Regions from separate parts of the Homo sapiens genome. Here region 1 is linked to region 2. A link is an interaction called in ENCODE POLR2A ChIA-PET data of the cell type or tissue named here. Cell type or tissue: PC-9. All regions are shown on one strand. Links, peaks and the distances in the headings refer to the core of each region. The heading gives the core; the rest is flanking DNA.

Region 1 (2,500 bases), core at 1-2,500, 420 kb before region 2:
ACCTTCAGTACAACCTCACGGATTCGTAGATATGTGAGCTGGGTCATGGGGGCAGGGTCCTGGGTCCTGGCTCTAGAGTACCCTGAGAGGGAGAGACAGGTTCTCGCTGCTCCCCCAGGCCCAGGGAATGCCTGGATCAGATAGTCGAGTTCTATTTGGGGAGTAGAACGTCACAGTTCAAACACAGAACCAGAGGCCACTCTGATGTTATTTACAGACCTTGTCTAAAGATCTAGCCTCCAAGCTGGGAGGGAGGGCAGTGGGCTTGCTGCCTTCTCCAATTTCTCCTGCTCTCTGAATTTCTTATATCCTGTCACCATCCCTCACCCTCCTACCTTGTCTCCATCCAGGAGCACCCTGTGCTGCGGTATCTGATGTGTCACTCACAGCTAGGAGCCTGGAAAGAGTGTTCTTAGGACAGAGGGAGGGGATTGGGAGCAGGACAGAGGACCCACCACCAGTGCCAGAGGACCCAGAGAGGTTCCTAGACATGGGGCTAGAGAACTGGGAGTGGGAGAGGGGCAAGGAGGGTCCAGGAAGGCCTCATTGGGTTGGGTGAACATTTCCCTGCCCCGAGTTCTGGGGCTTTCTGCCTGATGGGAGTTACAGTGAAAAACAGCAGGATGCTTTTCTAGGAAGACTTTGGCAGGTTGGGGGTGGGGGCGGTAACGGTGATTTCATAATTATTTCACTCCTAGTGAAATATTTATTTCACTATTAATTATGAAATAGGAATAATTTCATAATTATTTCACAAAAACTTAATGAGCAGCTACCATGCTCTAAAGTACTGGCAAATGAAGGTGAATAAGACAGGGTCTGTGCTGTCAGCAAATGTTCAGTTTATCTGGAGAAACAAGACGGATGCTTCCTGAGTAGTGAGGACTACAGGAACGTGCCACCCCATGCCCCACTAATTTTTTATTTTATTTTATTTTATTATGTGTAGAGACGGGATCTCCCTATGATTCCCTGTCTAGTCTCGAACTCCTGGGCTCAAGTGATTCTCTCCTGCCTTAGCCTCCCAACATGCTGGGATTACAGGCGTGAGCTACCATGCCCAGCGAAGAGCATTGCTTTCTTGGAAAACCAAGGCCAAGGAGGATGGCATTGATTTTTTTCCCTAGGAAGGCCCTGTGGGAATCCCAAGAAAACTGGACAAAAGGCAGCTAGCAGCCATTTAGCTGTGGGTCATCTTCACCTGCCACTCCTTCTTCCAAGGGTGGAGGCCCAATGCCCATCCTCTCCAGAGAAAAGGACAAGCTTGAAGTTCCCAGCCAAGCCCTCTACTGGAGGCAGCTGGGCTGGGCTGGAAGGAGGGGAAAATCCAGTCTGAGGCAGAAGCATGCTTTGGGGTTCTGCCTCCTGAGTCAGTTCTGGCTGCCCAGGGGCAAGGAGGAGTGGCCGAGCCCCACCCAGATCTCTGGGATGCTACATTTTCGTATTTTACATCAGTATAAGCTCTCATCTTCACAGTCTCGGGGCACCAAGTTCTTGTAAACAGAGGGAAATGTACTCTAGCAAAACTTCCCAGATCTGATCTACTTATTCAACAAAGTATTTACTGAGTACTCATTCATGCCAGACTGTTCTACATGCTAGGGATACAGCAACAAACACAAAAGGCAAAAATCCCTGCTCCCTTGAAGCTTATATTCTACCAGGGAAGACAGACGGTAAATAAGGAAATACCTAAAATAGTAATGATATTTACTATTGATAAATATTAATGATATTTACTAATGATAAATACTATCATAAAGGCTAACGTGAAATAATCCAGCAGCAAAGTGGGATAGAAGGTACCAATAGTGAGGCCAGGCGCAATGGCTCATGCCTGTAAGAAGCACTTTGGAAGGCCAAGGCAGGTGGATTGCTTGAGGTCAGGTGTTCAAGACAAGACTGACCAACATGATGAAACCCCGTCTCTACTAAAAATACAAAAATTACCTGGGCATGATGGCACATGCCTGTAGTCCAAGCTACTCAGGGACTACTCAACTCAGGGGAATCGTTGAACCTGGGAGGTGGAGGCTGCAGTGAGCTGAGTTCCCACCACTGCACTCCAGCCTGGGCAACAGGAGCAAGACGCCATCTCAAAAAAAAAAAAAAAAAAAAAAAGAATGTGCCAACAGCGAGCATATCATTGAAAGTTTAAATTGGACAGCCAGGGAGGGCCTCATGGAGAAGGCAGCCTTTGAGGGAGGCATGAGGATTCTGAAGGAATAGAATTCCAAGCTGAGGAAATGGCACGTAGAAGGGCACTGGGCAGAGTGGCGTGCAGCTGGAGCCAGGAGAGCAGGGGAGAAAGTGAAGAGGTGGAGTCAGTGGTGGTGGGCGACACCATCCTAAAGGGCCTCGTAGGCCATGATGAGAATGATGAGGACCTGGGCTTTTCCTCTAGTGAGAAGGAGAGGCCAAGGAGAATTTTGGCAGAGGAGTCAGATGATGTGACATATTTTTAAGAGACTGCTTCTGAAAGCTGTGCTGGAAATAAGTG
Region 2 (8,083 bases), core at 2,746-5,245:
TCTGACCCAGGAAATAAAGACACCTTTGGGCCCATAGATGGGGCAAACAGATAATTTTTACTTCTCCAATCTTATGCCCATAAAATCAGCAAGAAGAAGTTACAGAAGAATGACCTTCACACCTCATCTCTCCTTAAGATTAAGAGATCTCTTATAAATCGAGGATTATGTTAGGGAAATAGGAGCATAGGAGAGCCAGGTTGATACCATTTTAAAAAACAATTCCATCTAGGGGCCGGGCACGGTGGCTCACGCCTATAATCCCAGCACTTTGGGAGGCTGAGGCGGGCGGATCACGAGGTCAGGAGATCAAGACCATCCTGGCTAACACAGTGAAACCCCGTCCCCACTAAAAATACAAAAAATTCTCTGGGTGTGGTGGCGGGCGCCTGTAGTCTCAGCTGCTCAGGAGGCTGAGGCAGGAGAATGGCGTGAACCCGGGAGGCGGAGCTTGCAGTGAGCCGAGATCACGCCACTGCACTCCAGCCTGGGTGACAGAGCGAGACTCTGTCTCAAAAAAAAAAAAAAAAACAACTCCATCTAAAACCAGCAAGGCATATTCCTTGCCAGTCACCACCCGTGGCCATAAGATGTTTTGGCTAAGGGAGCAGTTTAGTAATGCCTGCGAGGACAAACTCCTATGACAGCAGAATGTCCAGATGTCCTGACATTGAGTAATAATATATGGTTTTAAGATAGTTATAATCATGCTTTGAGGTACTTACACACTCAAATGCCAAGGATAACTTTCTTTCAATCAACAAACTCCTAAATTGTCATGCTGTCAGCCCACCAGCATGTAGACATAACTTAGCTTTAACATGGTTAAGACCCCTACATAAGAAGAGTTTAAAACAGGGATGGCACGTTCCTCCTCTTGCTTTCTAAGGACACCTTACTCTGTAACTGAGTAGCTTTCAATAAACTACCTCTTACTGTGCACTCTGTGACTCGCCTTGAATTCCTTCCTGCGTGAGATCCAAGAACCCTCTCTTGGGGTCTGGATTGGACCCCTTTTTCCAGCAACAATGAGACTCTTTGAATTTTGGAATATTTTAAATTCCTGAAGAGGTATGTGAAAATGGTGTGCCTGTAATGGCAAAGGAGTTAAGTAGGGTGATATAGAGTAGAGGAGGAGGAAAAGTTAGAAATAAAACTCTAAGATAGAAGGCAGTCTGGATAATAGAAATAACTCCAAACAGCTTATAAGAGGATTAGTTTTCATCAGTTTGATGTAAAGAAGTGCACTGCCAATGGCGGGGATGGGGGATTGTGCAGCTTCCATAAATAACACTGAATGTCACTGTTTCAAATGTATTTATAATCCCTGGGTTAGAGTCAACTCAGGAATGGAAAGACATTTTTAACTGGCTGACTCTACCAGCAGGTGGAATGAGTGCTTCATGAGGTGAGGCAAGCAAGAGATGATAGTGTTGAGTTTATGATGTTTTGAGTTTATTACTAGGTAGCTTTATTTTAATCATTGATAGGCCTGCCTTCAGTCGAAGGCAACAACTCAAATGCAACATTTGAGTTGTTTTGCTAGGGGTAGTGACAGCCAATGAATAGCCGTGTCTTAACTCTATATACATGAGGTTTCAAAGCACTTATTTGGATGTTTGCCCACATTCTCTCACCTTATCCCCTAACCAGAGGCGTCTACTTTAGAGCTGGCAGCCTCATGAAGCCCATTAACAAGGATTGAGACCAAAGAATACTTTACAGACTTTGAAGTTAACCTCTGCACTCTGGACTTAAACCTTCTTGAGTCACCTGACCAAGCATTTCGTTTCAAAACATTTCAGGAAAGTTTTGAATGACATGGCTAGAGTCTTGTGTAAAAATGGGTGCAGGCATCCAGGGGACAGCTGGTCTGATGTCACAATGGCCAGTGACAGGGTCTTCCTGAGTTCTATCAGCAGAAAGTCATATCAGCTGCAGATTTTCCTCAGGTAATTCAAGTCTCCAAGCCTGATTCTATACAAACTGGATGCAATCACCTGTCCACTGGGAAGTGGGGATGAAGAGGAGATGGCGATGCTTTGGGTTCCTCCGGAATGTGCCTCACAAATACTAAGGGTAATCACTGGGCGGGGTGGCCAATCATTTGATAAACCAAACACCAATTAACCCTCCCAAAAAGAAAGGAGCTAATTTGTTACACTTAGATATTTCGAAGTAAAACGTCTCAGCTAAGGAAAAGTTTGGAAAAAGGGAAAAGTATGTGAATGCTCTTTAGCATGGAACAATATGAAACCACCACTGGAAAAAAATAATGCACAAGTAACATCTAAGTACTGCTCAGAATGCTGCAGTGATCACATCACTCCTCTGCTCAAAACCCCTCGATGGTTTGAAATTATATGCCAGGGAAATTATATGCAAGCTCTCCAGCCTAGCATTGAAGGCCCCACGCCTCCTTTTCACCTCCACCCTACAGGCCCTCCTCAGTCTGCTTTGGCCAGCCCGGACCCCTTGCTCTTGCAGGAACCCGAGTCACCTGAACCTGAGCAGTTGCTCCGGTCAAAAGGGAAGTAAACGTCAACTACCGGCGCCTGCAATGTCCTTTCCCATGCCTGTTTGCCTATCCTACCCACCCCAGCCGCATTTTGTCCCGCTCTGGAAACTCCCAGCAGTCGGTTCTCATCACAGCATCTTTCCTTCTGCAGTGGTTGCTGAACTTAAGTATGCACCCTTCTCCAAGGCCGACACACTTTTCGAATCAGGTCAGCGGTGTCACTGGTGCAAAGTCCTAAAACTAAAACAGAATGAGGGTGTTTCCCCCAAAGATTCCACCTCGTAGACCCAGCACTCACCCCAATAGAGAAGACGGTCGAGCTGGCCGGGAGGACGCGGACGCCCGACTCTGCCTCCCTTTGGCTTTACCAACTGCCCAATGACCGCTGCGGCGGGGCTGTTTCGTAAGCGGCTGGCCAATAGCGGAGAGAGGGGCGGGCCTCGGTGGGGGCCTGGCCCAGTGAGAGTCGCGCGGGGGACGATCCGATCTCTGTCCAGCTGCGACCCAATGGGAGTCCCCGCCAGGAGACACAACCGGCGGCTCTCCGGGGATTTATAAGGTCCCGCCAGCAACCGCGCGTTGGGATTCGTGGTGTTGCTGGAGACCCGTATGGTGTCTGCAGTCAGCGACCCTCCAACTTCAACTACTGGATCAACCATGGTGAAGGATGCTGTGCGGGGGAGGGTGTCGCACGATGGGGAGGATGCCGGGGGCGCACGGGGGGTCGGTGGGAAGGGCCCGCAGCGCAAAACGGAAGGGCGCCCCGGCAGTCCAGGGTGTGGGGTGGGCTGCGCGGGGATGCCAGGGGTGTTTGGGCGTTCAGGGCGAAGGTGGGCTCTGCAGAAAGCCCGGGGACGCCCGAGGAGTCCCGGCACCACTTTTCTACCCTGCTTCCCCTACGGGAGGCGGTGCGAGCTAGAAACGTTCTGAGCGCCCCAGAAGCGCTGAGGGACTAGGGAGGCTGGCGAGCGGTAAAGCGTGGGCGAGAACATGGTGGGGTCGTTTGTGCGCTGCGCTCAAGGTCGGGCAGCGGAGTCGGCTCTGCGGCAGAGCGCGCTCTGGAGCCTGGAGGGGATCTAGGGCCCGCCCCGTATTTCTCCCGCTGCGGTCCTGGACAAAGAGGTGCCCGCTTGTAGCTGCGGTCCCCGCCTCCCTCTGAGATCACATTGCCGCGCAGGAGGCAAGGTCCAGGATGATTGGGAAGCTCTAACAGGTTTCTCCAGTTCAAAACCTGTTCCCCTGAATGTCTTTGTCTTGGGCGCCCGACTCTGGCCAGAGGTAGAGGTCCTCGCCCTTTGGCCCCATACTTGACTAGGGATTCCTGTAAGCTCTTGGGGCCTTGAAAAGAATGTTCTTGACTCCACTTTTCTCCTGTTTGGTGCCCAAGGACTTGAGGTCCCTCTGTTAAAACTGAGAACTTGACTGGCCAGGCGCGGTGGCTCACGCCTATAATCCCAGCACTTTGGGAGGCCGAAGCGGGCGGACCACCTGAGGTCGGGAGTTCGAGACCAGCCTGACCAACATGGAGAAACCCGTCTCTACTAAAAATACAAAATTGGCCAGCCGTGGTGGCGCATGCCTGTAGTCCCAGCTACTCGGGAGGCTGAGGCAGGAGAATCGCTTGAACCTGGGAGGCTGGGGTTGCGTTGAGCGGAAATCCCGCCATTGCACTCTAGCCTGGGCAACAAGAGCGAAACTCGGTCTCAAAGAAATCAAAGCAAAAAAAAAAAAAAAAAAAAGCCTGAGAACTTGGGGTGGGTACACAGAGGTCCCTGTACCCCCCGGAAACCTCTTGATCCCTGCCTGTGCTCTGAGCCCCCTTAAAGGCTCTGAGGCTGTCTTAGAGGGTAGTTCCTAAGACTGTTAAACTGTTGCCTACTGTCACCCTAGAAGATCCCTTCTACATCTGGGAGGTGCTCGGCCCTTTTAAATTGACCCCCTAGACCGTGGGTTGGGTGAAGGACCAGAAGAAGGGAGGAAGGGTTTATCCATCATAGGAGTTACCTGAGTGAAAAGAGTCGAAAGGTAGGGTGGGTCTTCTGGTCTCCGCTGCGACGCTTAATTTAGGAGTACTGACTTGGATTAGCTTGCCTGTACTGCAGTTGGCAGGGACAGGTGTCTAGAGTAGGTGCCTGTCCCCCCAAAAGGGGAGTTTGTGGGTGAGCTTTCAGAAGGCTAGCTCTAACTCCAAGGCTGCTTCCTCAGTTGATCCACAGGTCTGAACTTAGTCTTCTGCCCTTTTGGGATGTGGGGGAGACAGTTGCTGCCCATGGGAGACCTCCTCTTCTAGGCCCCAGTGCTTGAATCTAGAAGCTCTTGGTGGGCCTGTCTTGGAATACAGGACTCTGAGCTTTCCCAAGGCACCCCAAACAGCAGGGAGGACACTGTGCAGTGGGATTTGGCTATTTGGTTTTGGCTTTCTCTAGTTCCTGCCCCAGAGACCTAGGCATAACCACCTTCTTAAGCTCTGAGTGAATGAAGGAAAATGAGGGCCTGAAGGTGGTTTGGCTTAAAGTATGGGAAGGCTTGGAAAGAGAACCGAGTCTTCTGGACTTTGGTTTTTTGGTTTGTTTTTTGAGATGGAGTCTTGCTCTCTCGCCTAGGCTGTAGTGCAGTGTTGTGATCTCGGCTCACTGCAACCTCTGCCTCCCGGGTTCAAGTGATTCTCCTGCCTCAGCCTCCTGAGTAGCTGGGACTACAGGCGCCCACCACCACATCCGGCTAATTTTGTATTTTTAGTAGAGGTGGGGTTTCACTGTGTTGGCCAGGATGATCTCGAACTCCTGACCTCAGGTGATCTGCCTGCCGTGGCCTCCCAGAGTGCTGGGATTATAGGTATGAGCCACTGCACCCGGCCAGTCGTCTGAACTTTGGACTAGGTAACACTAAGCTTCAGCCTTTAGGGAGGAAAGACAAGGGGTGCTCCCAGGGAAGGCTTTTCAAGTCCCCACCTTTTCACTCCACACCACTCATGCCCTGGCATATTCCTCTGCTCACCCTCACAGTGTGAGTGCATCTCCATCCATGTGGGCCAGGCCGGAGTGCAGATGGGCAATGCCTGCTGGGAGCTGTACTGCCTGGAGCACGACATCCAGCCCAGTGGCACCATGCCCAGCCACAAGGCCCTGGGGAGCAGTGATAACTCCTTCAACACCTTCTTCAGGGAGACCCAGCCTGGCAGGCATGTGTCCTGGGCTGTCTGTGGACCTGGAGCCTGCTGTCATAGGTGAGTGGACGGAGGAGTGGGGGCTCCTTCCCCCAGGCCATAGTTTTTGCTAGCGCCAATGTCAGATGGGAGCTCTGCTTAAGGGGAAAATACTTGAGATGGAAGCAGTCCCCTGCCATGAACAGCATTGAAGTCTGAAGTCTATTGCTTTTGTCTAGACTCTGTCCTCAGAAGAGGTCCTGGGGGCTTCCTATATTGAGAGGAAGATCATTCGCACAACTCTGCCAGGAAACTGCCAGATAGGAGTCAGGGATCAGGCCTAGAACGCAGACTGCAGAAAGGAGCAGATGTAAAAGCAGAAATTTAAAACTTGCTTTTCCCTGTCCTCAGACTCTTGAGGGTGGCCCATTGCGTAAGAAGCAGGGAGCCAAGAACATTCATACTGGCCTCCTGCTTAGCCTTAACTGAAATAGGCCCCCCCCACGTAGGATGTGGGCCTATGTGAACTTGGCTGTTGCTGGCTTCCGGAGGCTTTCCTGCTTCCTCCCTTCTGCATCTGGATCTCCTCTGTTTTCTAATCGTGACAATTCTACCCCTCCTCCATTTTTTAAAGCTGTTATTTTAGATGTTAAATGGTGCACTGGGTTTCTTCATTAGTCTGTATTCTTTTTTTTTTCTTTTCTTTTTCCATGGTGAAAATTTACATTAGTCTGTATTCTTACCCTATTCGAAAGTGAAGTGAGATTCTCCTTAACACCACTCTGATTCCTCACCTAGCACAATGAAGTCGCTGTAGAGGGAAGGGACCACTGAAGGTGCCACCTGCTCTCCCCGTCTCAAGCCCAGGCAGGACCTGGCCTTAGAAGTGGGTCTCTGGTCGGGAGGCTGAGGCAGGAGAATCGCTTGAACCCGGGAGACAGAGGCTGTGGTGAGCCAAGATCGCGTGATTGCACTCCAGCCTGGGCAACAAGAGTGAAACTCTGTCTCAAAAAAAAAAAAAGAAAGAAAAGAAAAAGAAGATGCCGTGCATCATCACTCTGTTGAGCAGTTGTACCTGGGGAGGCTTAGCAGCAAAGGTTCTGGTGTCTGGCGTTCCCTTGGGGAATGAACCAGCTTGTCTTACCTTTGTCCTTTCTTCCCCTCAAGATGGGGTAAGAACTGACATTTATAGGCAGCTGTTCCACCCTGAACAGCTGATATCTGGCGTGGAAGATGCTGCCAACAACTGTGCCCGTGGCCACTACACTGCGGGGAAGGAGATCATCGATTTGGTGCTGGAGTGAATCTGAAAACTGGTGAGCAGGCCTCTGGCACCTACAGGAGGTCGTTGCATCCTTAACCCTCTTCCTGGCTGGGAGGCAACCACAGCCTGTGCTGGTACCTGACATCATTCCTCCAGCCTGTCAGTCCACTCAGCTTCTCTTAAGGGGATATGTGTTTTCTGTCCTGGGTACGGATCTAGGGTTGGAAGCCTGAATAAACTGCTCTGCCTTGAGTTTGTGGACTCAAGCTTCTGCCCTGATGGTTCCTCGCTTTGCCAGGTCTGTCTGATCCAAGCCTTCTTTGACCTTTGATCCATCTCTACAGCAGCTCAGCTTGTTGTTCTTAGACTCCTATGCAGATCTGTCCAGGTGGGAGGGGCTCCTGTTTAGCACTCAACCATTTCACCAGTTCACCCTTCCCCTATCCGAGGCATTGAGAACCACCAGTGAGGCTGCCTGTGAGCCAGGACTTTGGCCCTGTTGCTGTAGGGGGATTGCCTAGACATACTCTCTGCTGCTCGGTAGAGACTGAGGACTTGGAAGTGACCTGAGGAGTAGGATTCTGTGCTCCCTTCCTCAAGAATGAAAATAAAATACCTCCTAGGGGTAGACTTCTTTTATACTGTCACTACCATGTGTCTGGTATAGACTGATGATTTTCTTACCCAAGAAACAGCTGTATCAGCATCACATGGGGTACTTTTTAAAGCTGCAGGTTCCTGGGTTCCAGTCTGAGGTGAGGCCTGGTAATCTGTATGTTCAACAGGATGCCACCACCACTCCCACTCTGCTGTAACTAGGGGGCAGGGCAACAAAACAGAGAGGGCCTGGCTCTCTGAGTGCAAATCATCCGTCCTTCCTCATCCCTACCATTGCGTATGCACAACACTGCCTTTCCAAGTCATCTTTTCCCTAGGAACTCCAAACCTCCTGTAGGTGATCTTTTTTTTTTTTTTCTTTTTTGAGAGAGTTGCTCTGTCGCCTAGGCTGGAATGCCACTAGTGGTGCAGTCACAGCTCACTGCAACCTCTACCTCCTGGGTTCAAGTGGTCCTCCCGCCTCAGCCTCCTGAGTAGCTGGGACTACAGGTGCACACCACAACACCCAGATACTTTTTGTATTTTTTTGTAGAGATGG

The links. Peaks named below come from ENCODE experiments on the same cell type or tissue, not always from the same donor. Only the 100,000 strongest peaks of a DNase experiment are listed, where the experiment ranks them.
Region 1: POLR2A ChIA-PET joins it to region 2 with 14 read pairs; 2 of 35 experiments call an interaction of 5 or more read pairs at or near these places.

Annotation. Positions count from the first base shown.
Region 1 is chr1:203,280,059-203,282,558 of GRCh38, reverse strand. No RefSeq gene overlaps it. Among named protein-coding and RNA genes, the nearest start is that of LINC01353, 5.8 kb to the left of the region's middle. In PC-9, for the core only: a CTCF peak has its summit at 1,279; no DNase peak of the experiment used is centred there.
Region 2 is chr1:202,856,543-202,864,625 of GRCh38, reverse strand. It overlaps the pseudogene ACTG1P25. Among named protein-coding and RNA genes, the nearest start is that of RABIF, 29 kb to the left of the region's middle. RefSeq lists a silencer at 2,929-2,978. In PC-9, for the core only: no CTCF peak of the experiment used is centred there; DNase peaks (open chromatin) are centred at 2,965 and 3,735; H3K4me3 peaks cover 1,460 bases; H3K27ac peaks cover 421 bases.